Regions from separate parts of the Homo sapiens genome. Here region 1 is linked to region 2. A link is a loop called in an ENCODE intact Hi-C map of the cell type or tissue named here. Cell type or tissue: B cell. All regions are shown on one strand. Links, peaks and the distances in the headings refer to the core of each region. The heading gives the core; the rest is flanking DNA. Region 1 has its middle 61 kb from the start of AP1M1. Region 2 overlaps MED26 (mediator complex subunit 26).

Region 1 (15,881 bases), core at 3,704-8,703, 320 kb after region 2:
AACAGTATCAGGACCCGGCTGCGGTCAGGGGCAGAGGACAGTGCGTGTGTGCTTGGGGGAAGGAAATTGGGGACCCCAAAGCTGCTCAGAGGGATGTGGGGGCCCCCAGGGCTGGACAATAGACCTGGTGGGTTGTTATGATGCGCCGCGGGGCTTTTTCTGTCCATTTCACAGATAGGGAAACTGAGGCCTCGTTGGTCCCTGTGCCCCTCCCTAGGTCTGGCCTGGGCGAGTGGGTGTCCGTTGCCAGATGGATCCTAAACACCCTTTATTTCATAGACGGGGGCTGGGGGTATTGAAGTGAGCCCCTGTCAGGCCTGGAGTTACTGGGGAGCTTGCAGAAAGCTCAGGTTTCCCTGTCCAGGTTGGTGGCCTCTTTGTATCACAGTCAAGTCACCATGAAGCAACAGCACGTCGTGGGCAGCACGGTCTTTGTGGCTGGCAGGAGGTGGCCAGGGACTCAGTCCCTGGGGCGGCCAACTCAGTTCTGCCTTACAGGAGACAGAGCCTCCACGCAGTTCCCAAATGCATCCATGCTGTTCCATGCAGTTTCACACTGTTCCATCTTCCACAGGAAGGTCTGCAAAGACCTGAATTCCTTGCACCCTGGGGTCTCCATTTGAAGGCCTGAAGCACCAAAGGTAGGGCTGACTCTGTGGTATGTCCCTCTTCTTTCAATAAATATTTTTAGAGCAGTGGTGGAGAACGGAGCCCTGTCCCAGGTTTGAAATAAAACCCAAACCTGGCCGGGCACAGTGGCTCACACCTGTAATCCCAGCACTTTGGGAGGACGAGGTGGGCGGATGACTTGAGGCTGGGAGTTCGAGACTAGCCTGGCCAACATGGTGAAGCCTTATCTTTACTAAAAATACAAAAATTAGCCAGGCATGGTGGCTCGCACCTGTAATCCCAGCTATTCAGGAGGCTGAGGCAGGAGAATTGCTTGAACCCGGGAGGTGGAGGTTACAGTGAGCTGAGATTGCACCACTGCACTCCAGCCTGGGTGACAGAGCCAGACTCCATCTCAGAGACAGACAAACAACAAAACAAGACAAAACACAAACCTCTCACTGAGGCCCTCAAGGCTCTGTGGTCTGGCCCCGGCCACCCTGTGACCCCATCTCCTCCTGCACACCAGCCTCCCCAACACACCAGCCTCCCCACAGTTCCATGATCACACCAGGCATGGTCCTGCCTCAGGGTCTTGGCACTGTCTGTTCCCTCTGCTGCAAATGCTGTTCCCTTCAGCCACTCCTTTATCTCCTGCTGGTCTCAGCTTAAATGTCACCTCCTCAGAGAGAACCTCCTTGACCTTCTCGGCTAAAATGACCCTCCGGGTCCCACCTACCATGTCATGACCTATTTTTCTCCATCACAAAGATTTCACTCAATGTTATTTTGCCCACTTCATGGCTGTCCAAAACAGGCGAATCCAAAGACAGAAAGCAGATTTGTGGTTGTCAGGGTTCTGGGGAGGGGGATAAGTGACTGCTTCTCAGTCACTTCTGAGGTGGCCAACTCAGTTGGAGACGGGGTTTCCCTTTGAGGGGATAAAATGTTCTGAAATTAGGTATAGGTGATGGTTGTACAACCTCATGAGTGTGCCCCAAACCCACTGAATCATATACTTTAAAGCAAATGGTGAATTTTGTGTTGTGTGAATTTTATTTCAATTTTTTAAAAAGTTGGCCGGGCGTGGTGGCTCATGCCTGTAATCCCAGCACTTTGGGAGGCCAAAGATAGTGCATTGCCTGAGGTGAGGAGTTCGAGACCAGCCTGGCCAACATGGTGAAACCCCATCTCTACTAAAAATAAGAAAATTATCTGGGCGTGGTGGCAGGCGCCTGTAATCCCAGCTACTCAGGAGGCTAAGACAGGAGAATCACCTAAACCTGGGAGGCAGAGGCTGCCCTGAGCCGAGATCACACCATTGCACTCCAGCCTGGGTAAGGAGAGTGAAATTCCGTCTCAAAATAAATAAATAAATAAAATAAAAATTTAAAAATTCAACCCAGGTGCAGTGGCTCACGTCTGTATTCCCAACACTTTGGGAAGCCGAGGCAGGAGGATCGCTTGAGCCCAGGAGTTCAAGACCAGCCTGGGCAACAGTGTGACCCCGTCTCTACAAAAAATGTAAAAGTTAGCTGGGTGTGGTGGTGCATGCCTGTAGTCCCAGCTAGCTACTCGGGAGGCTGAGGTGGGAGGATCACTGGAGCACAGGAGGTCAAGTCTGTACTGAGCCATGATGAACCTGCTGCACTCCAGCCTGGGTGACAGAGTAAAATCCTGTCTGAAAAAAATCAAAATAAAATGGTGAATTTATGTTGTGTGAATTTTATCTCAATTTTTTTTTAAAAGTCAGAGCTAGCAGCCAGGCACGGTGGCTCACACCTGTAATCCCAGCACTTTGGGAGTCTGAGGCAGGCAGATCACTTGAGGCCAGGAGTTCAAGACCAGCCTGGCCAATGTGGTGAAATCCCATCCCTACTAAAAATATAAAAATTAGCCGGGCGAAGTGGGGGGGCACCTATAATGCCAGCTACTTGGAAGGCTGAGGCAGGAGAGTCTCTTGAGCCTGGGAGGCGGAGGTTGCAGTGAGCCGAGATCATGCCACTGCACTCCAGTCTGGCGACAGAGCAAGACTCCGTCTTAAAAAAAAAAAAAAAAAGTCAGATCTAGCTGCTGGGATCATTCCTGCTTCAGGGCAGGGGGTTTGGGGGTCTACATGAGCCGTTCCTGCTCCCTGTTCCTCTAGCCCAGCAACCAGGATTTGGGGCCTCCGGTGCGCAGAGCAAGTCCTAAGCGCTGTGGGTGCTGGAAGCCGGCTTGGCAAACGGGAGCGGGGGTCAGGGAGGCCTATGTCCAGCAGCCGTGCCCAGGTGGCAGCAACTCAGGCCAGAGTGGGTTAAAGGGGAAGTGGATCTTTTCATGGTCCCCAGGTTTCTGGATTTGCATCGACCACTTTTACATAAAAATCTTTCCAGGCTGTGCCCAGCGGGCCCTGAAGCCGGCCGTGGGGTCGGGGGCTGGGTGGGCAGCTTCTGCGGGAGGTTTCTGCAACACAGGGTGCCCCTCGCTGGTTCCTGTTTTGGGGGAATGTTATCACCATTGGCTTCTTAGAAAGAGCTGGAGGTGGGGGAGAGAACCCAGCACCTTCAGAGCCTCACTGGTCACTTTTATCCTCTCTTTGCCTGGTGGGGGAGGAAGACAGAGCCCCATCCAGGGATCAGCAAGGGGACACCCCTGGGGGAAATGACAGTGGCTGGGTATCTCCGGTGTGCCTGGCCTTTTTTTTTTTTTTTTTTTTTTTTGAGACAGTCTCGCTCTGTCACTCAGGCTGGGGTGCAGTGGCGCAATCTCAGCTCACTGCAAACTCTGCCTCCCGGGTTCAAGCGATCTTCCTGCCTCAGCCTCCTGAGTAGCTGGAATTACAGGCACCTTTCACCACGCCTAGCTAATTTCTGTATTTTTAGTAGAGATAGGGTTTCACCATGTTGGTCAGGCTGGTCTCAAACTCCTGAGCTCAAGTGATCTTCCTGCCCCGTCCTCCCAAAGTGCTGGGATTACAGGCGTGAGCCACTGCGCCATGCCAGGTGTGCCTGGCTTTCTATGTGCTGTGGGTTATCTTTGGGGACCCCTGGCGAGAAGTGTCACCCCCCAGACCTGTTGTTTAGCTGAGAAGAACTGGGGCTTGTAGGAGGGATGGCCCAAGCTGAGCTGGAGTTTGGTCCCGAGCCAAGCTGATAACACTCCCTGCTAAAGATAAGGTGGGCCTGACCCCGTGTATTCAGCCAGCAAATATTTACTGAGCGCCTTTCGGTGCCAGGCTCCAGGCTGGGGAGTCAGAAGTAGGATGGATGGAGAAGCAGGGAGAAAGCCAGCTGGGTCCTGCCCTCCCACGGGTAGCGGTGGGGATGGACGAGCAAAAGGCAGAAAACCAAGGTGACTCTGGAGAGACCACAGTTGAAGACAAGACCACAGTGGGGGTGATACTGAGGGGCCTGAAGTGTCTGGAACAGGCAAATCTGTAGAGACAGAAGGTGGCTTAGTGATGGCCAGGAGCTGGGGGACACAGTGTAACTGGGTGTGACTGGTGAAAGGGTATGAGGTCGCCTTTAGGGGTCAGAGAAGAGAAAGATTCCCTATGGGGAGGTTTAGGGGAAGGAGACCCCAGGTCAAGGTGCAGCCCGGATAAAGGCTCGAGGTAAGGCCAGGAGCTGTGGCAAGGGTGCCTGGGTGGTGATCTGCCCAGATGGTGTCCCCGAACCCCCTGCCCTGCGTGTGGCACGAGTCCCTTCTCATCAGTGCCTTTTTACTTCTTCCATTTCCCCCAATGCGGCTGAATTTGCATTACTGAGTTATTTCTTTTTAGAACTCCTACCTTCTCCCCTTCCCCCAGAGTTTTTCCTGGTGCAAGCTGAGGGTGCCACCCCCACCCCCACGGCATTCGAAGATCAGAGAGTTTCCTCCTTGGGGCCGGGCTTCTCAGAAAAGCCACCTCTGCAGTGCTCGGGTTATGAAATGCCCCCTCCACTGCCCAGGCACTCTTGGCTGGAATCGCAGTGAAATCCGTGGTAAAGAGTCGCTGGGCTGCCTGCAGAGGGGTCGAAGATGAGACTCACCCTCCCAGGCCCCCGTTTGACAGGTGAGGACACTGAGGCCAGTGAGCTCAGAGTGAGACTCAAACTTGGGAGATCTGGCTGATTCTTGGGCACAGAGGTTGTGACCACTCTCCAAGTGGGTGCAGCTGGGAGAAAGTGGCCCTTGGGCGAGCTGGGCCAGGCTCACATTGCCCCTCCACCTCCTACTTGTAGCCAAGCAGCCTGGATTCACCGGGCCTCAGTATTCCCCTCTGGCAGATGGGCTGAGCAACCCTTTACCACTCAATCATAAATGCCCTTGCTCATGGCTTCAACCGCCCTTCCACATGTCCATTCCACTTAATCATCAGCCTCCACTTAAACTTCTCGGCTTGGCACCTGTCTCGGGGTAACATCCATGCACCCTGCTGTGGCTTTTGAGGGTCTGCATGGCTGGTCCCTGCCCCCACCCAGCCACACGGGCCTCTGCCAGGTCCCTCAAACACCAAGGCTGCCTCAGGACACCAGGCCTTAGCCGCGCCGTGCCTCTTGCCTGCAGTGCCCTTCCCGAATCCATCCATGCCCTCAAACCTCACCTAGTTATTATCTACTTAGCTTTCATTCTCAGTCCGAGACATCAAACTGCTTTCTTTCCTTTTCTTCTTTTAAAATATTTTATTCAAGGAAAACATACAGACATTAAAGTACCCAAATCCTAGGTACACAGTTCTGTAACTTCTCATAAAGGGACTATGCCCAGGTAACCAGCAGCCAGCTCAAGAAACAGGACACTCCGGCTGGGCTTGGTGGCTCATGCCTGTAATCCTAGCATTTTGGGAGGTCGAGGCAGGAGGATTGCTTGAGGCCAGGGGGAGTTCAAGTCCAGCCTGGGTACATAGCAAGATCCCATCTCTACCAAAAAAGAAAAGAGAGAGAAAAAGAAACAAGACATCCCCATCCCCACCACCTTCATCAAAGCTCCCTTGTGGGGCTCAATATTTGGAATTGACGAATGGTTACGTGAACGGGCCCATTGCCTATGACATAGGTGTCCAGCAAGCCGCTGAGCCCATGGGTTGCATTACTGGAGGTATAGACTCCAGAATGGGGAAGGTGATTTCCCTCTCCATTCTGGGCTGGTCAATGCTGTCAGGCAGGGGGCCCTGCCACTTCAAAATGGGGATAGATGGATAGTGGCAGGTTTGGGGAAGACCACCATGGTGTGTGTGTGTGTATGTGTATACACACTTCTAAGTGGTGTCCTGGGAGAAGGCCCTGGAGGCTTTAGGGCATTTAACCTAGAGAAGGACTGACTTAGGTCTCTGTCAGCAGTCCCAGGTGGCTGGATGGCAGAGCAGGGCAGGGTGGGGACTGAGCCACTCTGAAGGAGGCACCCACTTTCACTAAGCCACACACTAGGCTGCCCCGGCTGGCAGTGAGCATGTCGTCAGGAAAGAGATGCCAGTCCAGTGCCTCCCTGGCAGCAAACTGAGCCAAGTGGTTGTGTGGCATGAACTAGAAGACATCTTGACCCCCAGTCCCCACCAGATCTTAAAGAAAGGTGGGCAGGGATGAGGACTTCAGGGACACCTGAAGGGGCCCATTGCCTGTGACATAGCTGCCCAGCAAGCTGCTAGGCCCATGGGTTATATTATTAGAGGTATAGGCTCCAGAATGAGGGAGGTGATTTCCCTTTCCATTCTGGGATGGTCAGAATGGTCAGGCAGGAGCCTCTGCCACTGCTGAGACTTTTCTGTGGCCAGTGGGGAGACTGAGATCCAGAGAAGGACAGTGACCTGCCCAGAGTCATTGGGCCAAAACTGGCTTTCCAGGCACGGGCCAGGCCTCGAGCTCTGGTTTTGGGTGGAGTTCAGGCCAGGTTATATGTGGTGTGGCTGTTCCCTTTTGCCAGCTGCAGCTGCCTGGGGTGGGGGCCGGCCGGGCACGCTTCATCACCTGCCCTGGCAGGCAGTCGCAGGTGCTGGGCCGGCCACTTTACATAGCCACGCTTGGGTTCCTCTGCCCGCGCTGCCGTCCTGCCCCCTTGCCTCTCCCCAGGAAAGGCCGAGGCTCTGAGGTCAGGAGCCGGCTGCGGGCCCCAGTGAGTTCTTGAGTATTTTTATTTCACTTCTTCGTTTCACTTTTACTGGTCCTGGGAGAAATATGCATGTTATTCAGGACCAGAGCAGTCATCACTGGGCCCAAGATGGCACTGTTCTGTGCCAACAAGGGGTCGTGGAGCAGGCAGACCCGGGTTCAAATCCTAACCCCACTGCTTGTTGGCTGGCCACATCACCCCTGGAGCATCTCCTGAGAGGTGCACGGGGTGGAGATTCTGATAGGGCGTGGCCTCTGGGCTGCTGTGTGGCTTCAGGCAACTTCCTGCCCCTCTCTGGGCCTCAACCCCTCTTCTGTAAAATGGGAATAACTACAGCCCATTCTTATAATGTGGCTCAAATTCAGCAGTTATGCGGTGTCACGCTGGGTGCCTGTCCACTGAACTTTTTGGGTGGAGGAGCTGGACCCACCGTATGTTCTTGAACTTGAGAAGCTTGGGCTTGCGTATGGATCCCTGTTGTGTGTGTGTGTGTGTGTGTGTGTATGTGTGTGTGTGTGTGTGTGTGTGTGTTTAGACGGAGTCTTGCTCTTATTGCCCAGGCTGGAGTGCAGTGGTGCAATCTCAGCTCACTGCAACCTCTGCTGCCTAGGTTCAAGCGATTCTCCAGCCTCAGCCTCCGGAGTAGCTGGGATTACAGGCACCAGCCACCATGCCCGGCTAATCTTTGTAATTTTAGTAGAGATGGGGTTTCAACATCCTGGCAAGGCTAGTCTCGAATGCCTGACCTCATGATCCACCCGCCTCAGCCTCCCAAAGTGCTGGGATTACAGGTGTGAGCCACTGTGCCCGGCCAAGGCAGGTTTTAAGATGCAGATTCCTGGGCCCTGCTTTGCATTGGGAGAAAGTGGGTTGGCCCTCAGATGTCGGCCCAGAAACTTCAGAAAAGGCTCCAGGACCTGGAGGTGTGTTTTTCCCTGGGACAGGATCAAAGGAGGGATGTGGGGAGGGGGAAACTGAGGCACAGGGCGGTGAAGCCACTTGCCCAGCAAGTGAGAGTGTCTGCACCAGGACTGAATAGGGGCTAGCTCGATTCAGAGCCAGCACCCTCTGGCCTGCAGTGATGCCCGGACGGAGTCCACCCCTGTCACTCTGTCCCGCTCAGCTCCTGAGCTCCTCCCGGGCCCCGTGTTCCAGCAGCCTCAGGGCTGCCGCAGAACATGAAGCCTGAGGCTTCCCCGGGGAACAGCTTGGAGCCGAGTTGGGGTTTATATAGTGGCTCCCAAAATATCTGGCCGCTGATAGGCTGAGCCGGGTGCAGGCGCGGCTGACCCATGCCGCGCTTCCTGTCCTGCCAAGATGTTTCCTGCCGATAGCCGGGCCCAGCGGCCTTATCTGTGACCTCAGGGACACCCAGGGGACAGGGTGTCCTGGCCTGGGCAGGGGCTGTGGGGAACCAGGAGGGGGTCAGGGCACAGGTGGTGGGTTCTCCATACACACAAGTTTTGGAAGGAGCACTGGACTTGCAGTCTGGCTGCCCAAGAGTTGAAAATTGGCTCTGGGTCTAAACAGCTGTCCCCCAGGGAAGCTGAGCCCCTCTAGAAATCTCAGTCTCTTATCTATCAACGGGGGGTACTGGGGTCTCCATTTCATTTATTTTTTATTTTTATTTTTATTTCGAGATGGAGTTTTGCTCTTCTTGCCCAGGCTGGAGTGCAATGTTGCGATCTCGGCTCACCGCAACCTCTGCCTCCCGGGTTCAAGCGATTCTTCTGTCTCAGCCTCCCGAGTAGCTGGGATTACAGGCATGTGCCATCACACCTGGTTAATTTTGTATTTTTAGTAGAGACGGGGTTTCACGATGATGGCCAGGCTGGTCTCGAACTCCTGACCTCAGGTGATCCACCCACCTCGGCCTCCCAAACTGCTAGGATTATAGGCGTGAGCCACTGCACCCAGCCTGGCATCTCCATTTTTATAAAACACTCGCCATCCCCTTGTGTCCCCTAGCCCAGTCCTCAAGGAGCCCCCAGTCTCAGGGAGACAGAGCTGGACACAGATGGCCACAGCCTGCAGGATCAGGGCTCGGTTGGAAGGCGGGTGGGGATGAGAGAATTTGGAGCATCTGTCTGCGGCAGCTGCCTGGAGGAGGGACATCACAGTTGGGGTTTAATGATATGTAGGAGCTCTCCAGGCAAATGACACGGAAGGGATGACCACGCTGAGGGAACAGCATGTGTGAATGCTTGGAGTCAGAGTGTCACTATCCCCATTTCACAGAGAAGGAACCTGAGATTCCAAGAGAAACTGATTCTGTGGCTCTGAAACCTGGCTCTTTCCTCTGCACCTGCTGACCAAGATCTCAGCTTCCGGAAGAGGACACGATAAGGACTAAGGGCTTCAGATGTACCCCACAATCTGAACAATTATATTTTTATTTCAAAATAATGTTATTACAACCCAAATAGTGAAATTAACAGTATATAATAAATTACACGCATCTACATCTGTATACATATACATATACACCCACATCTTAAGTTATAGGAAAGAGTTTATTTTGGCAGATAGTGTGAAACAAAATTAAAGTAGCATGAAAGAGTAACATAACTCAACTTCCTTTTTTTTTTTTTTTTGAGATGGAGTCTTGCTCTTGTTGCCCAGGCTGGAGTGCAGTGGCGTGATCTCAGCTCACTGCAACCTCTGCCTCTCAGGTTCAAGCTATTCTTCTGCCTCAGCCTCCCAAGTAGCTGGGACCACAGGCATCTGCCACCATGCCTGGCTAATTTTTGTATTTTTAGTAGATACGGGGTTTCACCATGTCGGCCAGGCTGGTCTCGAACTCCTGACCTCAGGTGATCCACCCGCCTCAGCCTCCCAAAGTGCTGGGATTACAGATGTGAGCCACCACGCCTGGCCTCAACATCCTTAATGTGGTATAAGTGTGACACATTTCTTGTCACTATGTTCTGCGAAATCATCATACCCACACTTCTTTATCTAACGGATACGCTGAAATTTAATATTACACTATTCACTTACATTGTGATTCTCTCTCTCTCTTTTTAAAAAAACAGGGTCGGTCTCACTCTGTCGCCCAGGCTGGAGTGCAGAGGTGCTACCATAGCTCACTGCAGTTTCCAACTCCCAGCTCAAGCGATCCTCCCACCTCAACCCCCCTAGTAGCTGGGACTACAGGCATGCACCACTATGTCTGGTTAATTAACTTATTTATTTATTTTTTTAAGAGATGGGGGTCTCACTATGTTGCCCAGGCTGTTCTCAAACTCCTACTCAAGCGATACTCCTGCCTCAGCCTCCCGAAGTGCTGAGATTACAGGTGTGATGTCACTGCACCCAGCCCCTGTGCTCTGATACTAAAAGGGTTTTTCAGCCGGGTGCAGTGGCTTCCTGCCTGTAATGCCAGCACTTTCAGAGGCTGAGGCAGGAGGATCACTGGAAGACAGGAGTTTGAGACCAGCCTGGCCTGGACAACAAAGTGAGAACCCATCTCTACAAAAAGTAAAAAATTAGCAGGGCGTGGTGGTGGGTGCCTGTAATCCCAGCTACTCAGGAGGCTGAGGCAGAGAATTGCTTGAACCTGGGAGGCTGAGGTTGCAGTGAGCCAAGATGGAGCCATTGCACTCCAGCCTGGGCGACAGAGCGAGGCTCCGTCTCAAAAAAAAAAAAGGCAGGGGAGAGGGTTCACCTTTTTCTCTCATCAGCCCAACTTCAGGGACCAGAAGGATACTTGGGAGCCAGTGTCTGGTGCTGGGAGCCTGGCAGCAGCCACACAGAGAGGGGAAGCTAAAGGCCACTCCCAAGGTTCCAGGTGGGTCTGAAACTGGGTCTCCTGCCCCTGCCTGCCCCGTGGCTTCAGGGAGGTCCTTGTGTCCTCCAGCTCAGTCCTGCTTTGGGACTCAGGCCTGTGACCCGAAGCAGCCTGGCTTTGAGACGTTCTGAGGTTGTCCTCTCCTTCCCTCCCATCAGAGGGGCTACAGTTTCCCGGGATGGTTCACCCTTGAGGATGCAGTGTCTGCCCACGCACTGGTCCCCCACTCCCTGGCTTGGGTTTGGGGCTTTTGAGCCGCAACATAGGGAGGGGCTGAGGGGCGAGGGGTGAGGGAAAACTGTTGGTTTGGGTCTCCCTCTCTTTCTCTCTCTTTTTTTGATAGATTCTTGCTCTGTCACCCAGGCTGGAGTGCAGTGGCGCGATATTGCCTCACTGCAATCTCCACCTCCCAGGTTCAAGTGATTCTCCTGTCTCAGCCTCCCGAGTAGCTGGGATTACAGGTGCCCAACACCACGACCGGCTAATTTTTGTATTTTTAGTAGAGATGGGGTTTTGTGAGGCTGGTCTCGAACTCCTGACCTCAAGTGATCTGCCCACCTCTGCCTCCCAAAGTGCTGGGATTACAGGTGTGAGCCACCGCAACCAGCCAGTTTGGTTCTCTTTTAATGTTTTTCAAGTCATGAGTATAATGTGGAATTTTTTTTTTTTTTCAGTAAATCAGAACCTCCCTCCAAGGGCCTGAGTTACTTGGATCTCCTGGTCATAGAACACAAAAAGTGTGTTGGAAGAACCAAACAAATCCTTGTACACACATACACACACACACAGACACACACACTCACAGACACACGTACACACACACACAGACACACGTACACACACAGACACATGGACCCACACAGACACACACATTCACAGACACACACACATACACAGACACACAGACACACTCACACAGACACACAACATAGACACACAGACACACACACTCACATAGACACACAGACAGACACACACATACACAGACACATGCACTCACAGCAGCGCTATTCACAATAGCCCCAAAGTGGAAGCAACTCAAGTGCCCATTAACAAGTGAACAGGTCAACACAACATGTTTCATCCACACAATGGAATACAATGCAGCCATGAAAAGGAAGGAAGCACTGCCCCATGCTACAGCGTGATGAGCCCCCAAAAACACGGTGCTGAGTGAGAGAAGCCAGACACAAAAGGACACACGGTGTAGGATTCCACTGATATAAAATGCCCAGAACAGGCAAATCCATAGGGACAGGAAGCAGAGGAGTGGCTGCCAGGGGTTGGGGGAGGGGAATGGGGAATGGCTACTGATGGGGATGAGGTCTCCTTTGGAAGTGGAGGTCATGGTTGGATGACATTGTCAATGTACTGAATGCCACCAAATTGTTCACTTTAAAAATGGTGAACTTTATGTTATATTATGTAGCTCTCCCGGCCTGCTGGGGCCCCTCCTGCACACATCTCCCAAGCCCCCTCATAGAACCCTCCTGTGAGGTAGGAGAATCGCTTGAACCCGGGAGGCAGAGGTTTCAGTGAGCTGAGATTGTGCCATTGCACTCCAGCCTGGGTGACAGAGCAAGACTCCATCTCAAAAAAAAAAAAAAAAAAAAAAAAAGAAGAAGGCCAGGCGCAGTGGCTCATGCCTGTAATCCCAGCACTTCGGGAGGCCGAGGCGGGCAGATCACTTGAGGTTAGGGGTTCGAGACCAGCCTGGCCAACATGGTGAAACCCTGTCTCTACTAAAAATACAAAAATTAGCCAGGTGTGGTAGCACATGCCTATAATCCCAGCTACTAGGGAGGCTGAGACAGAATTGCTTGAACTCAGGAGGTAGAGGTTGCAGTGAGCCGAGATCACACCACTGCACTCCAGCCTGGGTGACAGAGTGAGACTCTCAAAAAAAAAAAAAAAAAAAAAACCCTCCTCCCTCCTTTGAGGTAAAGGCTGGCAAGTGGCTGAGCCTGGGTGGTACTCAGGTCTGGCTGGCTCCAGTGCTTGAGTGCTCAGTGCCCCACACGCCCCTCTTAGTGGCTCTGTTACCCGTGGCCCTGCTCCTCCTGCGCAGTGGCATGGTGGGGGCTGCAATGTGACTGCACGTCTCCACACACACCCACTCACGTGGCTGGCCTCCTGCTGCCCAGGGCCTTCTGGGAACTGTGCAGGTGCAACCTGTTTCTCTTGGAATGGAACAGAGCCAGGGGTGGGATGGGAAATGTGCTCAGCTCAGCGTCAGGGCAGGCGGGGCGGGGGAGGGGCCCTGCAGGAACTGCCGTGGGGATGGGAATGTTCTGGGCTGCAGGGAGGCTCCCAGCCTGCTGTCTTGGGAGCTGGCACGTGCCAGTCCTTGCCCTGTGTCCCTGCCACGTGAAGGTCCTGGCTCCAGCTCACTCCTGACTATTCAGAGCTTGGGGACATTGCCTCTGCTCTCTGACCTCAGTTTTCTTCTGCAAAATGGGCTTTTTTTTTTTGAGACGGTGTCTCGCTCTGTCACCCAGGCTGGAGTGCAGTGGCACGATCTTGGCTCACTGCAACCTCCGCCTTCCGGGTTCAAGCGATGTATGTGTATGTCTGTGTTGTATGCATGGTGTCTGTGTGTCTCTGTGGCTGTTGTATGCTTGTGTCTCTGTGCATGTTGTGTGTCTGTGTGTTGTGTGTGTAGTTTTGTTTTGTGTGTCTGTGTGTGTTGTGTGTGCTTGGTGTGCATCTATGTGTTATATCTGTGTTGCACATGTGTTGTGTGTGTTATATGTGTGTCTGTATGCTGTATGTCTCTCTGTGTTGTGTGTAGTTGTATTTGATGTGTGTGAGTGTTGTATGTGTGCATCTGTGTTATGCGTTTGTCTCTGTGTTGTACGTGTGTGTTGTATGTGTGTCTGTTGTCAGTTTCTGTGTGTCTGTGTGTTGTGTGTCTCTGCGTATGTGTCTGTGTGTGTTGTATGTGTGTCTCTGTGTGTGTCTCTGTGTGTTGCATGTCTCTGTGTGTGTCTGTCTCTATGTTGAGCGTAGTTGTGTTTGATGTGCATATGTTATGTGTGTGTCTCTGTGTTGTATGTGTGTGGTGTGTGGTGTCTCTGTGTCTCTGTCTCTGTGTGTTGTGTGTCTGTGTGTGTGTGCATCCATGTGTTGTGTGTGTGTGTCTGTGTTGTGTGTGTTGTCTGTATACCTCTCTGTATATCGTGTGTCTCTGTGTGCAGGTGTGTGTGCCTGTGTGTGTCGTGCGTGTCCGTGTGCATGCTCTGCCCATGTGCACACACGCGCCAATGTGGCATTTTTGAGGAACTGAATCTTTGGTCAGATGTGTATGCTGCCCAAAGGGTGTGGGGGCCCCTCCACGCCACCCTCACCCCATGACCTCCCCACCCCCACAACCCTGCTGGCCTCAGCCTCTTCCACTCTCTCTGGCTGCACCCAAATCCCACAATTCCCTCCCCACCCGCTCTCCAGTGGGGCCCCACCATCGCTCCCTGCTCCCGCCCTGGCGCCCTGACCTCCCTCCTGCCCGGGTTCCTCCCTCTCCCATCGGCGGCCAGAGGTGGCCTTGACGCCCAGAACCCGCTGTGGCTCCCCCGTGCCCTCCTCACAGCCCCAGCCCCCAGTACAGGGCCCCGTCTCCAGGGACTTGGGGTCTCCATCCTGCTGTGTCCTCGCCTCCCCTCCTGCGCCTGCCCGCCCGACAACCCATGTGCCATGTGGTGACAGTCAAGGTCATCTGTCTCCCATCCCATGACTCCCCGGGACTGGGGTTTTGTCTGTCTGTGTCAGTTGAGTCTCTGTACATACACAGCAGGTGCTCCATAAATACTCAAACGAATGAATGAATGAGGGTCAGGAGTGGGGCTGGAGAGTTCAGGGGACACTCAGACTGGGCAGAGAGCTGCCTGTGGGCCTGGACAAGGGCTGAGCACTGAGAAGGTGCCCAGATGCTTTCAGCAAGCACCATGGGTCTCAGAAGCGTCTCTGGGGTGTTGGACAAAAGGGTGAGCACCAAAGAAAGAGAACTGGTCAGGCATGATGGCTAACGCCTGTAATCCCAGCACTTTGGGAGGCTGAGGCGGGCGGATCACTTGAGGTCAGGAGTTCGAGACCAGCCTGACCAACATGGAGAAACCCCATCTCTACTAAAAATACAAATAAATAAATAAAAATACCTGGGCGTGGTGGTGCACGCCTGTAGTCCCAGCTACTCAGGAGGCTGAGGCAGAAGAATCGCTTGAACCTGGGAGGCGGAGGTTGCAGTGAGCCAAGATCGCTCCACTGCACTCCAGCCTGGGCGACAGAGCAAGACTCCAGCTCAAAAAAAAAAAAAAAAAAAAAAAAAGGCAAAGCAAAGGAAGAGAGCACTGAGGCCTTTCACGACACAGCCCAGCTCTGAATAGTCAGGGATAAGCCAGAGCCAGGACCTTCCTGGGAGATCCAGGAGGGCTGCCTGAAGGAGGGGTCATCAGAGCTGGGCTTTGTAAAATAAGCTGGAGATTGCCAGAAGAGTCTGGGTGGTGAGGGGTCCTCTAATCAGAAGGACACACCCACTAACTTTCTCCAGCCTGAGCCCACAGGAGCTCCAAGAAGAGAGATGGGTCATGGGTCATCTCTCTTTTTCTTTTTTTTTTTTTTAGACGGAGTCTTGCTCTGTCGCCCAGGCTGGAGTGCAGTGGCGCAATCTTGGCTCACTGCAAGCTCCGCCTCCTGGGTTCACGCCATTCTCCTGCCTCAGCCTCCCGAGTAGCTGGGACTACAGGCGCCCACCACCATGCCCAGCTAATTTTTTGTATTTTTAGTAGAGACGAGGTTTCGCACTGTTAGCCAGGATGGTCTTGATCACCTGACCTCGTGATCCGCCCGCCTCGGCCTCCCAAAGTTCTGGGATTACAGGCATGAGCCACTGTGCCCACCCCCTTTTTCTGTTTTTATAATCTCTAAAACAAAACAATTTGGGCAGCACTTTATTATTTATATATTTATTTATTATTTTATTTATTATTTTTATTTTTTTGAGATGGAGTCTCGCTCTGTCACCCAGGCTGGAGTGCAGTGGTCTGATCTCGGCTCACTGCAACCTCTGCCTCCCAGGTTCAAGTGATTCTCTTGCCTCAGCCTCCTGAGTAGCTGGGATTACAGGCACGCACCCCCACACCTGGCTAATTTTTTTTTTTTAAGACTGAGTCTCCCTCTATCGCCCAAGCTGGAGTGCAGTGGCGTGATCTTGGCTCACTGCAACCTCTGCCTCCCAGGTTTGAGCAATTCTCCTGCCTCAGCCTCCTGAGTAGCTGGGATTACAGGCACTCACCACCACGTCTGACTAATTTTTGTATTTTTAGTAGAGACGGGGTTTCACCATGTTGGCCAAGCTGATCTCGAGCTCCTGATCTCAGGTGATCCATGCGCCTTGGCCACCCAAAGTTCTGGGATTACA
Region 2 (15,881 bases), core at 5,990-10,989:
GCCGCCTTTGGAACAGTTGCATTCCAGGGCAGTGGTTTGTAAGGCAGTTGATTGGAACCAAGACAGCCATCATCTGCCCTTAGAAAATGTCCCCAGTTGCAATAACTGGTCATCGGTCCAGCCCGCAGAAGCTACTCAGGTCCTTATTGGAGCTGAAGTGGAATTATCTTAGAAACACCGGCTTTGAGGTTTAGAAGAAGGGGGTGCCGTTTTGACCAGGAGCTCTGGGAGCCAAGTGGATGAAGGTGGGGACACTGGTTATGAAGCTGGTGACAGGCTCCACATGTCATGCCTAGGCGAGCGGGTGAGACCTGCTGCTGCTGAACTTTGTTTGGAAGGGACATGTGTGGCGTGATTTGCTAACATCCTCTGGGAGCTCCCCAGCCTCTGCCAGATGCCATTGTCCCTGACAGTGGCCATTGCTGGTTGGTGGCGGTACGTCCCCCACCAGCCTGGATATTTCCTGTCCTTTCATCCTGTTGTGGTTTGTCTGGACCCTGTCACACCACCATCGGGAGAGGCTTTCTCTGAGATTGGCATGGGACGGGACAGGGCCCCACAGCTGTGCCTGGTGGGCTCTGTGGGGTCGTGGTATGGACTCTGCAGTCCCCTCCTGCAGATGGAACTTGGGCACATCACACCCCCTCAGGGTTTACAGTTGTCAGAGGGATTGGATGAGTCACACCTGGGAGGGACTCTGGAAAGCAGGGTGCAGGTGGTGCCAGGAGTGTTACCAGGGAGCCTCTGATTGGCTGGCCACAGAAGTAGGGGTCAGGGCTGCAGCTGGGCACATGGTGCCAAGCAGAGCCCACAGCCTTGGGTGCCTCTGCCCATCATCCCTGTGGGGCTGGGCCTCCTTGAGGGCTTGTTGGAATGCAGCTTCTGATGCAGGAGGTCTAGGGGGGATGGGGATGGGGATTGTGCGTTTCAAAGCAGCTCCCTGGTGATGCCCGTGCTGTTGACCCCTAGGCCACACTTGAATAGGAAGGATCTAGATCAGCTCTCTAGCGGGGAAAGTCAGGATTTCAGACAGATTTCTCACTCTAGGAGCTTAATTCCCATAGGAGAAAACCATGCGGAATTAGGAGGGAAAAGACTCTGTCAGACGCACCGTGGCTACTTTCAGGTCAGGAGGATGGATCCAGCATCATTGCTTGCACCATGTTTTGGGGAGAGCAGACTGTCGTTTGCCCAAGACTTTGCAGATGTCTGCAGCCGCTGGCCTTTTCTCGAGTGTAGGAAGTTGGTTCCTTCACCTGGGTCTCCAGTGAAGTATGACCAAACCCTATAGGTAGGCATACAAGGGGGTGTGTGTGTAAGTTCAGCCTTGGGAAGTGGCTTGGTGGCTGCTTGGCATTTTATTTCACAGCTCATAGGACACTGTGACCCAGCTTCAGCTACAGCTTTTTTCCAAAGCTACAATTAGGATGCCTAATCAGTGCAGTGCACAAGTGTTTGTGGGTGCATACAGAATGTCCCAGAAGGAAAAAGCAGGTGCCTACTGATGCCTGCAGGAGTCTGGTCTGAGATGGGGAGTGCATTGTGTGCATTCTCAAGTGTATCTTTCAGTCCTTACAGTCCCTCTGAGATCCTAGGCGTGACAGTCATTCTCCTTCTACTGAGGAGAGAAGGAGCCTCCCCAAAGGGCCCACCCTCCTTCCCCAGGGAGGACAAACCCAGGTGGCATCTGGTTCCCCTCTCTAACAAAGAAGCAGTCCTTCTCTCTGCCTGCCATCCCTCCTACTTTTCCTAGGACCTGCTGCATCTGTCTGCCTCCATGGGTGTTTTTTTAATAGCTTTATTTATTTATTTATTTATTTATTTATTTATTTATTTATTTATTTTATTTTATTTTGAGAAAGTCTCTCTCTGTGGCCCAGGCTGGAGTGCAGTGGTGCAATCTCAGCTCACTGCAACCTCCACCTCCCGGGTTCAAGTGATTCTCATGCGTCAGCCTCCCAAGTAGCTGGGATTACAGGTGCCTGCCACCACGCCTGGCTAATTTTTTTGTATTTTTAGTAGAGACAGGGTTTCGCCATGTTGCCCAGGCTGGTCTCAAACTCCTGGCCTCAGGTGATCCACCTGCCTCCACCTCCCAAAGTGCTTGGATTACAGGTGTGAGCCGCTGTGCCTGACATTAATAGCTTTATTGAGATATAATTGACATACAATAAACTGCGCATAGCAGAAGTATATAATTTGATAAATTTTAACTTGTAAGTACATCAGTAACACCAACACCACAATCAAGGTAGCAAAGAAAGGGAGCTGAAATTAAAGCAAGGGAGGCAGATAACATTTGAAAATGTGTGTAATCAACCATATTACAAGGCCAGAAATGAAAAGCCTTATAATCATCCCAGTACATGCAGGAAAAGCATGTGACAAAATCAGACATCTATTCCTGATAAAACCTCTCAGCAAACTAGGAGTAGAAGAGGCATTTCTTCACTGTCCTTTTCCGCTGTATAGATGTGCAGATTTGCCTCATCCTAAAGTGTCCTGTGTCACAGTGGAGCAGGGAGGCAGGTGTGTGCTGGCTGCATGGGGTAGCAGGTTAGGTTAGTAACGAATCTGTGGCCAGCTGGCACCCTGGCTTCTTGGATGGGAAAGTGGCTTAATACCTGTTGGGGGTGGAGGGGGCGTATCTGTGGTCTCAGGGGAGACCATGGTGTGGCAAGACCCCAGTGCCCTGCAGGGTGCTGGCACCATGCCCAGTGGGTGCTGCCTGCCTGCCTCTTTCCAGTAGCATTAGTGCTCACTTCTTCCTGGGGACACTCATCTGTTGAGTACTCCTGCCGGGGAAGCTTCAGAGTGCCCTTGTCCTCCTCAGTCCCATCCAGGGCAGGAGAGTGCAGACACGTTTCTCAGTGAGCAGTGAAGTGCAGTGCACATTGCATCACTGTGTGTTGTAGAGGTGGCCAGGGCTTGTGTTGAAGCTGTTTTCAGACCTTGTTCTGTGGGGCTCTCAGAGGGTCTGGGCCGTGGGGAACGAGGGGCTGCTTTGCCAACACCTCCCCCTCCTCCACAACCCTGACAGCTTCACCATCTGTTTCTGTAGGATGAGGTGGCCTCTAAGATCATGGAATTCACACACAGTAGGTTATTTTTAACAACCTTTGTAAATATAGTCTAGAAAATATACATCTAGAAAAGTGTACAAGTCCCAAGTTTTACAGCTGAATGAACATTTATGAACACATCTGAGAACCCCAGTCCACCCAGGTTAAGGAACAGAGCCTTTCCCCTGAAGCCATCTTCAACGTCCTCTCCTAGTCATTCTCTGCCTGCCACTACCCTGACTGCTCTCACCATCTAGAAGTCTTGCCTGCTTTTGACCTTTTAATCCAGGACAAAAAAAAAATGTGTTTTTTTGTGTTTGGCTCTTTGACTCAACGTTGTTTTGAGATTTGTCTTTGAGGTTATGTGTAGCAGCAGTTTGTTCATCCAACATTGAATGGACAGACCATGATTTATTTATTCGGTGTTCTGTTGGTGGCTGCGTGGGCTGTTTTCAGTTGGGGCTGTTCTGATACAGCTGCTCTGAGTGCATTTCTGTAGGTGCTGCTTGGAGTGGAATTGCTGGATCATAGCGTGAGTGTCCATCCTTAAATGGTGGTTACCATGGGATCCACAGAGTCACCAGACTCTTTCTTGGGTGACAGTGTCCTTGGTTCTCTGCACCGTGGCCCTCGTTGCAGGAATGCCCAATGAGAAGGCCCCTGTGCCCACTCCTGTCCCTCCAGCTCCACACAGAGCCCAGGAGCTGTGGGGGAAGGGGTGGCCCTGGACCTGAGCCAAGTGTAGTCCTCCCCTGGGGTTTCCTGGCAGCCTGGGTGAGAGCCTCAGTGGTGGCATTTTATCTGTTGCTTCTGTTCTTGACCTTGGCTGTCTCTGTCTACTCCTCCGGGTCAGTACACAGGGATCCTAACGCCCCCTCCCAGCATCCAGCGGGCCCAGAGTTTGGTAGAGCACCTGTGTGCAGTCGGTGCTCAGAGAGCATTTGATGACTTGTCTCGGGGAATTCTAGAAGGTCACTAGTTCTCAGGATCTTACAGCAGCCCAATTGGACAGGCAGGCGGGGGGCTGCTCTCCTTCGGCTTCCTCTCTCAATGGGCCTCTGAGGCTGCCTCCAGGCACCGTGCTGGGCACTGCCCTGCCTGAATGGATCTTACAGACCACAGAGCAGCCCAGCAGAAAGTGCAGTGTGCGGGTCCTCGTGGCCTGGCCCCTGGGGGCGTGGTCTCCAGCACACCATTCATGCTCTACAGACACCATCTTGTGGTTTTCTCATGCTCTCAGAGGAGGAACTGGGCTCCAGTCAGTGATAGGTCTTGCTTGCGTCAGTGCTGGAGGCCAGGTGCGGTCCCCTGCTACAGCTATGCGCGGCTCAACCATCAGGTCCTTGTCTGCCCAGCCTCAGCTAGGATCTTCCAGGCGGCGGCACAGGGTGCGCTGTTGTGTGCATCTCTGTGCTTGGCAGTCTCTTGAAGGTTGTTCCCTGTTGATTCCTGAAAAGCTGGCTCGTTCTTATTTGGGCTCTGTCTTTGGCGGAACATATATGGGCCGAGCACTGTGTGTGTGTTTCCCCCGAGGATGTTGGGTCATTTCCAGTCTTCTGCAGCTGGCATTCTTATCAGCTGCTCCTAGAAGAGAGAGGCTGAGAGGGAGAAGCCCCCACCCAGCGTGCTATCACCAGGACTCCGCTTGGCTTCCCACTGCTCCAGTTCTATCCGCGTAGCAACGAGTCAATTTACAGATGAGCTTTGAGAGCTCTTGTGCCTTCACAAAGGGCCAAATGGCAGTAAGAATCGTAAGTTCTGCAGACCTGAAGCAGAGGTCAGGAGAGTCTAGGTTGGTAGTTTGGTTGGGAAGAGCTGCTAAAAACAGAAAGTGGGAGGGAAGGACGCTGTGGGGGCAGTGGCTGTGGAGAGCAGCGCTGCCTGCCTCCTGGCTTCATCTGCAAGTTTCCCTCGCTGCAGAAGTCAGGCATGCCTACTGATGGAGCTCCTACTTCTGCCCCAAGCCCTGGGCTTCCTCTTTCTGAGTTGCTCATGGGGTTCAGTCAGGGCTCCGCGTGCTGCCTGTACTCAGGTGGCATTTCCCGTCCCCCGGGCTGAGTTGTAGCATGCAATTGCATACTTGCCCAAGCATTACAGGAGCTGTGGCTGCAGGACAGGGAGGGCCACATGGACATGACAGACCACTCAGGTGGCCGGCTGCTCCTGGGAGTAGCAGGAGGGCCCCAGCAGGAAGTGCTTTTCAAGTGGTGAGCTTGGTGGCTGTGGCCGAGACATGCACCTTCCCGTCATTGTTCCTCCCAGTGTCATTCTTCCTCTGAGAAGCTGTGAACTTGAGGCTTTGCCCCTGGGGTTTGAGGCTCCCATGAGGTCCCCTCAGAGGAAGGTGCCTTCACTGGGCAGAGCCTGGTGGACCTGCACCAGCCCCATGAGGCTGAGCGGAGAGTGCAGGGTGGGGCCCGCCTGAGGGTAAGCACAGCAGCACCCCTCAGGGCTGCGCTTTCCAGAGCTGAGAGGGAGGGCAGAGCTGGGGTCTTGGGGTGGAGGTGGGGTGGGGATGCAGGTGCCGCCTCTTGTACTGACTTGCACCAGAGGCAGTTTGGCTCCCAGCTGCCTGGGAACACGTGCGGAGTTTGTCAGAAGCAGGAAGACTTGGTGTGGCGGGAACCAAATCACAGACACACACTCTCCCAGCAAAGCCCTGTTTGATTCACCCGTGTGTCCTCAGCAGACACGACTGTGTGTTGGGGGTTGGGGGGTGGGCGAGGTGACTCAGCCGCGGACGGCATTAGAATGCTTAGCACATTGAAGGCAGACTGTCTGTTTCTGGGTGCCATCTGTGGCATGTTTGGGTTTGGAAGGACAGCTTGCTTGCTGATGAACACTTCCACAGTCTTTTGAGCTAAGTAGTTTTTGTAAATTACTGTCTAGACCATTCTGCATTAAAAAAAAAAAAAAAACCCGACAACATCCCCATTGTTGTTTTTAAAGTGAACCGGTTTTTACAGGTGCTTTGCCACTGAGGCCTCAGCAGGGGCTGTTTTGAGCCCAAGGAGCAGGTTATGTGGGCTGTGGGGCACAGGTGCGGGCCCACAGGCTGCCAGGGCAGTGCCGCCCACCGTCCAGGGTGGTCAGGAAGGCTGGCCGGACACCGAGGTGGGGGAGTGCAGAACTGCAGTCTGTGCTCCATGTGCACTGTTCCCAGGGCCAGCCCGGTGGGGAGTGGGCTCCAGTGCCATCTGAAGCCCTGCTGTGGTGGCCCGTGCATGCCTGGGTCACCCTGGTCCTGCCTCTCAGGCATCCTGGGGACAAGGCATAGACAACACGGAGACCGTGGAGGTGGCCCTGTGTGGGTTCAAGGAACTGTTTGTAACCTGTGCATTTCACTGCAGGAGCACGTCAGGAGAGTCTTTACAGAGTGCCGACATCACCACAGGCTGGTGGCACCTGGTACCCTTCACCCCACCTACTCAAAGCACCAGATGGGCCCTGTGTGTTTGGTAGCCATGTCAGGCTAGTGGAAGGCCAGGCCTCACCATCTTCTAGCTGTGTGGTCTACCCGGGACCTCCATTACCTTCCTGGCCCTCAGTTACCTTATCTGTAGAGTGCGCTTGTGAGGATGACGTGAAAGAACTTGGCACAAGGGCAACCCACCAGTGATGGTCCTGTGCGAGTTGTGCCCGGTTGGGCCTGCCCAGGCTCAGCACCCTTGGGACTATTGGTTGGTCAGACCTTGGGCAGCACAGGGTTTCCCCTTTGCTACCACAGCTGCATTCCCAAGAGGCTGGGGATCTCAGGCGGGGTGGGAACAGTTCAGATGTGGAGAAAATGGAGAGGCAAGCCAAGGGGCTGCTGGGACTCAAAACTCAGTCTCAGTTCCTTGTTTCAGACCAGGGCTGGAAATCCCCAGCAGTAATTACTCAGGGCCTGAGGGTTTTACTTACACACCCCTGTAATAAAGCGAGGAAGAGGTTGGCCAGTAGCGGGTCCACTCCACTGAACAGGCCCCAGCTTTGCACTCAGACCCAGTGATCCTCTTCACAGAAGAAAAACTCGGACACATGCCGTGGCCCAATTAAAATATTTGCCGACAGGAGTTTGGTTTGAAAGGTGATTCCACGCACCCTGTCGTAGGTGGGTTTTCAGAAGAGTCTAGTCTTCCGGACTCCGGAGGGGTCAGAGGTGTCACTGGGTTTCACAGGGCCACAGAGGAGTGCTGCTGGCTGGCCTTTGAGGGAAACCTGGAAAGAAAGTTCTGAGTGGCTGTGTCCTGTGGCTCAGCTGTGCCCAGAGCCATAGGATGTGGATCGCAGATGGGAGGGAGGTGGTGCTGACTGGGGCTGGGCAGGTCCTGGAGTGACGGCTGTCCCTTCCCTGGGTTACTGCTGGCTCATTGTTATGTTTCTCCCCTTCTGGAAGAGAGTGACCTAGCCCCCACCCCTTCTTGCCAAGTCCTCCCTCCTGGTCTGGGCCACTTGAGGGCCTGTCCTCTCTGTGGTGGTGGCTGTCCTGGGCTCCTTCCTGGTACAGGTCAGGCCTCTCCCTGCAGGAAGGAACTGTCGACCTAGCGTGTGCCCCTGGTTCGGGCTCTCTGTGGTTTCCTTTAGAAGAGAGGCGTGAGGACACCTGAGAGTCGGACCGGGATGGACAGCTGGCATGGGTACTCAGAGCTCCCCTCTCCAGCCCCAGGGGTGCCTGCTGTTTCTGCACCAGGTCTGTTAAGCAGCAGCCCAGTACCAGAGTAGGGGAGCTTGGTGAGGGGCTCCTGGGGTCTCACCAGATAGATGGTGTTGTGCAGTTCAAATCAGTTAGGAGGCCTGAGACTTGAGACAGGCTCACGTGGAGGGAGGTGGCATCCTACCCAGCCCTCGGCCCTTGCTGCCCCACTCAGGGGCCAGATGGTGGACAGTGAAGCCACTATGAGGAGTTGGAAACAGCTATTTGCTCACTTCCCCTTTAGATGGCTGCCAGTCCTTCTAGATCAGTGAACTCTCCCAAACAAATGCTAGGAAATAGATGTATTTTCTCATCTTTATTTGTGAGAAATTTCAAGCATAAAAGTAGAGAAAGGTAACCATCCTGCTTCAGTAGATAGCTGCTTACAGCCATGTGACTTTGTTTCACCCATCCCCCTCCTGTCACTCACCCTAGGGGATGATTCTGTAGCAAATTCCAGATTGTATTATTTCTTCAGGAAAGTGTCACTGAAAGACGAGGATGCGTGGTGGGTCTTTAATAGCTCACACGGAGCGTGGTGTGCTGTGAAGTCGCATACAGGGTTCCCCACTGCTCCCAGGGTGTGGGAGAATGAGGTGTCTCACGCAGCTCCAGGCGCCTGACCCAGGCTGCTTCTGAGGGGTGCTGGCCCCTCCCTCAGGCTGTCTCTGTGCGTGTCCAGCCCCGCCTCCTTCCTCACATTTCCTGTGAGCTGAACAGCACATGTCACCAGTTAGGCTGGCTGGAATTGTGGCTTAGCACAGGCTATGGGGCTCTCTGGGGACAAAGGTGCCAGCCTTTCCGGAAGCCTTTCTTTTTTTTGTTTTGTTTTTTGTTTTTTTTTGGCGGGGCGGGGGGGGGCAGTGTTTGGGTTTCGGTTTTTTTTTTCTTTTTCTTTTTTTTGAGACGGAGTCTTGCTCTGTCACCGAGGCTGGAGTGCAGTGGCGTGATCTCAGCTCATTGCAACCTCCGCCTCCCAGGTTTGAGCGATTCTCCTGCCTCAGCCTCCCGAGTAGCTGGGATTACAGGTGCACACCACCGCGCCCGTGGAAGCCTTTTTAAGTTCTCATGTGGAAGGATGACCACAAAAGAGCCCTGGGACAGCCAGACCTCTTGTGGTCTTGGGCGAGAAGTTGTCCCCTCCATGCCCCCATGCGTGTGTTCCTGGGGCATCCCTGAAGTGTGGGGCACCTGTGTGCTGAGGGTTGTGCTGGTGGCCCCAGTTCACCCTCTGCCTGGATGCAAACTGTTCTTCCTCAGTATCTATGCTAGCTGTGATGCCTATGACCTGAGACCAGGCCTCCCTGCTTGGTTTTTCTGAGATTCCAGAAGGACGAGATTAATGTTCACATTCCTATTGGCCCATGTGTACCTGATCATGCCTCATGGATTTCCATTCTAAGACCTGAAAGTGTTCGGTGTGACAGTGGAGTCAGTTCCATCAACATTCATGTACCAGGCGGCTGGGCTGGACCTGCATGTATACCTGTGCCACACCTGGTCCCACCTGCTAACTTCCTGCCCTGCCTGCCTTTGGAGCAGGCACCCCAGGGAGGTCCCACCTGCTTCCAGAGTGCTCCTTGCTGCATTTACCCCTGCTTCTCCTAGTAGCTGCATGGAGGTTCTGCTGTCGACACCCCCCACCCCCACCCAACACCCTTGCCCTTCACAGGCACTTCCCGCAGCAATGAAGAGGCCAAACTGAAGCAAATTAAGTGGGCAGGGGCGGTCAGTGTTGGTAGAAAGGGGAGGCAACGCCTGTCTTCGTTGATGGTTAAGGAAGTTCAGACCCATCTGCATCTATTGAGGGGTCCCTAGTGGAGAAGTGAGAGGCTACAGTTCCTGACGGGATTCCTGCCCCTTTGGGAAAGCAACTTGGCAGGTGTTTTGAGAGGTTTTTTTGGACTGGGAACAAATCCCAAGGGAGAATCCAAAGGAGGAGGGGGCCTCAGATGTGCCAGGCTATTCCTGACAGCAAGAGGCTGCAATTGGCCATCGGGCCACAGACATGGCCCTGGCAAGCCTGAAGAGCTGCCTTAAAGCCATCTTTTGAGGCCATCGCCTGGAGCGGCTCCCCATGTGGAGTCAAACTGTGTCTGTGCTGAGATTAGGATCTAGTGTACTTCCCCAGATAGATGGACAGGTGCCAAGGGCATCCCAGAAACAGGGCAAGGGCAGGTGGTCTGTGGGGGCAGTCGCTAAGGGGGATAGAAGACAGGTTGTGAAGGAGCCACCTTGGGTCTTTTGGGTCTGTTTTTCCTCCCGGTGTCCTTACCCATGGCCTCTCCCCTGCCGCAGGGCTTTGGTGCTGTCTGGCCAGCTCCCTGCCCATCCTTCTCCAGCTCTTTTCTGCTTTCCAGCATGGAAGTCGGTCTCCAGCCCAGGTGGACACAGCTCGTTCTGCCACATCCTTTTTTGACCTCCCTGGGAGGCCACCTTAGGTGCTGCCCTCCCCCTGTGGCCTGCCTCCCTGCCCTGAGGGTTCATGCTGGACTTAGCAGGCCTGGAGTCAGAGCGGGAGCCTCCCCTCAGCCACATACGAGTCCTGGTGTCTCTGTCACTCACAGAGGGCCACCTCCATGAGAGTGGGAGACCTGCCACTCCTGGGTGGGGGGTCAGTTGGTTGTTAAGGCAGGGTCCCCAGGGCCAGGGTCAGAAGCCAGCTCCTATTTTGCTCCTATGGGACCAGCACCAATTGGGTGCTAAGTGTTCTTTGGGACAGACTGTGGCCATCTATAAAGAGGCTCTGTGGAGCCTTCTGGCTCAGTGTGCCTGGGGTCGGGGCCAGGCCCTTTGCAGGGATTCCTCGCTGCATTGCTCAGTGTCTGCCTCCTGGGCCTGGGAGGCCTGTGTCTGGATGCCCAGGTGGTGCTCCCCACACAGTGTTCAGACTGCTTGACATCAATGCCCCAGAGGTCGCAGGGCAGGGCAGTCTCACCTTGCCCCCATCCTTAGCTCTGCTGACATCACTGACTGCCTTCTGCTGGCTCCAGGGAGTGGCCGCACTGGACACTCACCCTCTCTCTGTGTCTTACACAACACACATTTATCATCTCAGGCTCTAGGGCTCAGAAGTCAGCTCCAGTCTCACCGGGCTGGGATCCAGGAAGCAGCGAGCTGCGCTCCTCTCTGGAGGATCCATTTTCTGCCCCTTCAGGTGTTGGCAGAGTTCATCTGTTTACGGCGTAGGACTGTGGGTTTCTAGCACCTTACAGGTAGAGCAGGCGGGCTCCTCTACTCCTCAGGTGAGCAGCTCACACGGTGGGGACAGAAAGGGGACTGCCAAGGCTGTAGCATTTCCCTTGGGGCTCCTAGAGGCTGAAGGCCTCTCTGCACACGCTTAAGCGTGGCTCATAAGGCAGGGGAGGGGCCAAGGGTAAGGATACACAGTCACAGGGCCCTCACACCTTCGCCTGGTGTCCCCAGCTCCCACACAGTTTCCAGGAGACTCTTGGGACTGGCTGTTAGTTCAGCGGTGATTTCTGGGGCACCAGCTCAGTACCAGACCCTGGGGTTGCCCAGGTGTTCTGTCTCCTCCCTCTTGTCTGGCAGCAGGATGGTGTCTGCCCAAGGACAAGGACACTTTGTGCCACCAGGCTAGCTGGGTCTGGGCAGTGTTCTGCTCTGCAAGGACTGCTGCTTCAGGAGTATGTGGGGAACCAGGGCTCCAAATATACCAGGGTGAGGTCAGCAGGGTGGAGGTGAAGCCATGTGGCAAGCCCAGGGACTGAGTCGGTGCTGGAGTGCCTGGGGCAGGGAGTGGTTGGCCTTGCTGTCTGTCTGGGACTGGCCTCCTCATCGCACAGTCTTCCCCTGCACTGATCCCTGCCCATTGCACGAGGAGTGCGGACAGGACTGTATCTCCCCTCATATCACCCGTCCACCCCCACCATGACACAGCTTGAAGCAGGGTTTTCAGGGTCATTTGGAGCCCTGAATGGAGAACATTGCAAGGCAAGGCCGTTGTTGCCAAAGAGCAAATGGGCCCATTGGCAGGGCAGCTTTGTGGGAGTTCTGCGGGGACTGCTGTCGTGGCTCTGCAACTTTACACCCAGAGGAGACAACACGGGAAGGGAGGGAGTGGCAGTGGCTGCCTCCCACTGGAAGTGGGGCAGAAGAGTAGAAAAGCCAGAATCCATGAGGCCAGCAGAATTAACAGCCCTCAAGGACGTCCACATTCTAGTCCTGGAGCCTGGGCACATGGTACCGTACATGACAGATGTGACTAAGGGAACAGCCTGGAGATGGGGAGGTGATCCGAGATCATCTGGGCAGGCCCTGCCTAGTCAGGGAGTCCTTAGAGATGGCACCTATCCTGGCTGGGTCAGAGAGATGCCGGGTGAGGACTCAGCCTGTAGCTGGCTTTGAGCATAAGGGGAGGGGGTGTGAGCTGGATGCAGTGCCCTCCAGAAGCTGGGAATGGCTTCGGATGACAACCAGCAAGAAAATGGGCCTCATTCCTGTAGTGTAAAGAGCTGAACTCTGGGCCGGGTGCAGTGGCTCACGCTTGTAATCCCAGCACTTTGGGAGGCCGAGGAGGGCAGATCACCTGAGGTCAGGAGTTCAAGACCAGCCTTCAACATGGTGAAACCCTGTCCCTACTAAAAAAAAATACAAAAATTAGCTGGGCGTGGTGGCGGGTGCCTATAATCTCAGCTACTCGGGAGGCTGAGGCAGGAGAATTGCTTGAACCCAGGAGACGGAGGTTGCAGTGAGCCGAGATCGTGCCATTGCACTCCAGCCTGGGCGACAAGAGTGAAACTTCATCTCAAAAAAAAAAACAAAATAAGAGCTGAACTCTGCTAACACCTGAAGGAGCAGGAAATGGATCCTCTAGAGAGGATCCCAGCCCAGTGAGACTCAGACCTGATTTCTGAGCCCTAGAGCCTAAGATGATAAATGTGTGCTGTGTAAGATGCTAAGTTTACAATCATGTGTTACGGAAACTCTTGCCACGCAGTCTTGGCAAGGATGTGGCCTGGTGGGAATGGAATAGAGCAGCCTCCCTGGGGGTGAGGTGACCACCCTGCATGGATGTGGAGCCCCAGCTCCTCCATGGCTGTCTGTGCACTAGCTCAGAGTCAGGTCTGTCACTGCCGTCGGTTGCAGCCTTATTTTGTAATGGCGGACGGAAAGTGCCTAAGTGTCCCACAGCATTCAAGTCGGGCCTTCCCCACTCTGGAAGGGATGGTGAGCCAAATGAGGGGCTCTGTTTGAGGCTGGACATTGCTGACATTAAGTCAGAAAAGGCAAGAACCACTGTCAGTTTGGTTTTGAAATATGTGATAAGTGTGGATGTATACGCCTATATACACAAGGGATATTTTTGGAAAAAAATGCAAGGAAATGCTACAGTGGCTGGGTCAGAGATGCCCATTTCCTTGTGTGCCCTTTTATGCTGTTTTAATTTGTATCATGTGCCCGCTTAACTCCTTTATCATGTTGGGGTGGGGGGGAGTTGAGTAATCTACTCACTGTGGTTTCCTCAGGGCCCCTGGGCTCCCACCCGCTAGCCAGCCCACCAGAAACCTGTAGTTGCTGGAGGTGGTGGTTGAGTGGTAGGAATTCTTGTTGTAACAATTAAGGGAGTCAGTAATGTGTGGGAAGTGCTTAGAACAAGGTGTGGCTCCTAGCAAGATCCTAAAAGGGAGGGATTACTTGGTCATGGGATGTGTTCATGCTTCACTCTGCCAGACAAAGCCCAGCAGTCCCCAAAGTCAGCTGTATCCCCCGAAGTACCTAGTGTTGTCAGTGGGGCACGTGTATCATGTATCCATTTGTGGGTTCAGTTTGAGTTTTCCTGATTATCGATAAAGCTGAGAGGCTGAGCATCAGCACTGACATTTCATTGCCGTGTGCCTGTTCCTGTCTTGTGGCCAGTCTACGCCGGGCTCCTGGTCAGCTGTACTGCTGTACAGGCATTCTGTGTTCCAGATACAGCTCCTTGGGGGCCTGTGGCCTATGCCTTCTCCCACTTTGTGACTTTCTGCTCTCTTTATGGTGTCTTTGGATTCAGATTGACTGGTTTATCATTATTATTATTATTATTATTTTTTACACGGAGTCTTGCTCTGTCACCCAGGCTGGAGTGCAGTGGTGTGGTCTCAGCTCACTACACCCTCCGCCTCCCGGGTTCAAGTGGTTCTCGTGCCTCAGCCTCCCAAGTAGCTGGAACTACAGGCGCATGCCAGCACACCCAACTAATTTTTGTATTTTTAATAGAGATGGGGTTTCACTGTGTTGGCCAGGCTGGTCTCAAACTCCTGACCTTCTGATCCGCCTTCGTCAGCCTCCCAAAGTGCTGGGATTACAGGTGTCAGCCACCGCGCCTGGCCTGTGTATTGATCTTTTAAGCTTTGTGGATTTTATTCGATGAATTCTTCCGTGTCTCCTCTCCCACTCCCATCAGATGGCAGAGTAGAGGTCATCTTAAGTATCAGGAGCAGCTCTTGTTCCACAGGCATCCTGGGTTTCAGCAGGTGGGTGGGTATGTACCATGTACACTGGAGGGCTTGGGGCAGCCCGCACACCACACACTGGAGGAGGTCAGACGGCAGGTGAGGATGAGCACTGGGTGCCAGGTTGGCCCAGGGAGCAGGTAGGAGACGACATGGAGTGGGGGCTTCAGTGCTGCTGGCTCCTCTTGCTCTGGGGTTGGGGAGAGACTGGAGCAGGCTGGGGCAGGGTGTTCCAGCCTCCCAGTGGAGAAGGACAGGGACCTGACAAATGGCTTTTTATTTCCACAGATCCGGAACATGGTGGCGGTGCTGGAAGTCATCTCCAGCCTGGAGAAATACCCTATTACCAAAGAGGCACTTGAGGTGAGTATCCCAGACCCCAGCATTTGGGAGGGCAGAACGGGGGGCAGGGGATGGTACCAACCAGGTCCTTCCGCAGCTTCTGGGAGCATCAGTGTCTTTGCTTCGGAGGACCAAGAGAGGCGGTGTGCCCTCACAGCTCGTGCCTCGCGATCTTGCTCTCCCACGGGCACTGCAGAGACCAAGTGGTGTTACTCCCATCCTACATGCCCAGCACACTTCGTGGGCACGTGGGGACATCAGGAGAGGTGTGCTTGGAGGAGGCTCCAGTGAGAGGCACCATCCCCAACCCTCCACTTGAAGCGGACCCTCTGTGCTGTCGCCTCGGCCACAGCACCCTCTCACCCAGGAAGCCTCTCTGGCAGTGTCCTTACAGTGGCCTTGATGGTCCACAGCCCCCTGACACCAGGAGCCTGGGTGACAGCACTGCTGAGAAGCCACCTGGGACCCTGAAGGTCTGGGAACTAGGTTTGAGAATTTATATTGTCACAAAGGACCGGAAATCCCCAGAAGTTTTGTGTCAGGGAAGCTGGCAGTTTAGGGCTCAGTGGGAACCGGGTCATTTCACTGTCAGGGCCACTTCCCACCATTTCTGGCTCAGCTCATGGAGAAGTTCCTGTCCCGAAAGTATGTCATCATCTCCCTCTGGTTGTAGGAAACACGACTTGGGAAGCTCATCAACGACGTCCGCAAGAAAACCAAGAACGAGGAGCTCGCCAAGCGGGCCAAGAAGCTGCTGCGGAGCTGGCAGAAGCTCATCGAGCCGGCACACCAGCATGAGGCGGCGCTGCGGGGGCTGGCGGGGGCCACCGGCTCTGCCAACGGGGGCGCACACAACTGCCGGCCGGAGGTGGGGGCGGCTGGCCCACCCAGGAGCATCCATGACCTGAAGAGCCGCAATGACCTCCAGAGGCTGCCCGGGCAGCGGCTGGACAGGCTGGGCAGCCGCAAGCGCCGGGGTGACCAGCGTGACCTCGGCCACCCAGGGCCGCCACCCAAGGTCTCCAAAGCTAGCCACGACCCCCTGGTCCCCAACTCATCCCCCCTCCCCACCAACGGGATCAGTGGGAGTCCAGAGAGCTTCGCCAGCTCCCTGGATGGCAGTGGGCATGCAGGCCCAGAGGGCAGCCGCCTGGAGCGTGACGAGAATGACAAGCACAGTGGCAAGATCCCCGTCAACGCCGTGCGACCGCACACCAGCTCCCCGGGCCTGGGCAAGCCCCCTGGACCCTGCTTGCAGCCAAAGGCTTCGGTGCTGCAGCAGCTGGACAGGGTGGACGAGACTCCGGGGCCTCCCCATCCCAAGGGACCCCCTCGCTGCTCTTT

What was found. Peaks named below come from ENCODE experiments on the same cell type or tissue, not always from the same donor. Only the 100,000 strongest peaks of a DNase experiment are listed, where the experiment ranks them.
Region 1: it touches region 2 in a loop (4-fold over the local background); 1 of 110 quality-filtered maps calls a loop at or near these places.

Annotation. Positions count from the first base shown.
Region 1 is chr19:16,250,733-16,266,613 of GRCh38, reverse strand. No RefSeq gene overlaps it. Among named protein-coding and RNA genes, the nearest start is that of AP1M1, 61 kb to the right of the region's middle. RefSeq lists enhancers at 6,199-6,278, 6,709-6,928, 7,794-8,128, 13,541-14,040, 14,041-14,542. In B cell, for the core only: no CTCF peak of the experiment used is centred there; DNase peaks (open chromatin) are centred at 4,264, 5,833, 6,583 and 7,879; H3K4me3 peaks cover 3,830 bases; H3K27ac peaks cover 5,000 bases.
Region 2 is chr19:16,577,012-16,592,892 of GRCh38, reverse strand. MED26 (mediator complex subunit 26) reads left to right here. Exons shown (of 3, transcript NM_004831.5): 2 at 14,484-14,558; 3 at 15,211-15,881. It overlaps LOC105372295 (a long non-coding RNA gene), which reads right to left. Exons shown (of 3, transcript XR_936360.3): 2 at 14,620-14,727; 3 at 14,079-14,535. Among named protein-coding and RNA genes, the nearest start is that of SLC35E1, 13 kb to the right of the region's middle. RefSeq lists enhancers at 6,554-6,603, 6,018-6,900, 6,634-7,283, 7,538-8,074, 8,774-8,963 and 7 more and a silencer at 11,081-11,130. In B cell, for the core only: no CTCF peak of the experiment used is centred there; DNase peaks (open chromatin) are centred at 6,752 and 8,442; H3K4me3 peaks cover 3,282 bases; H3K27ac peaks cover 5,000 bases.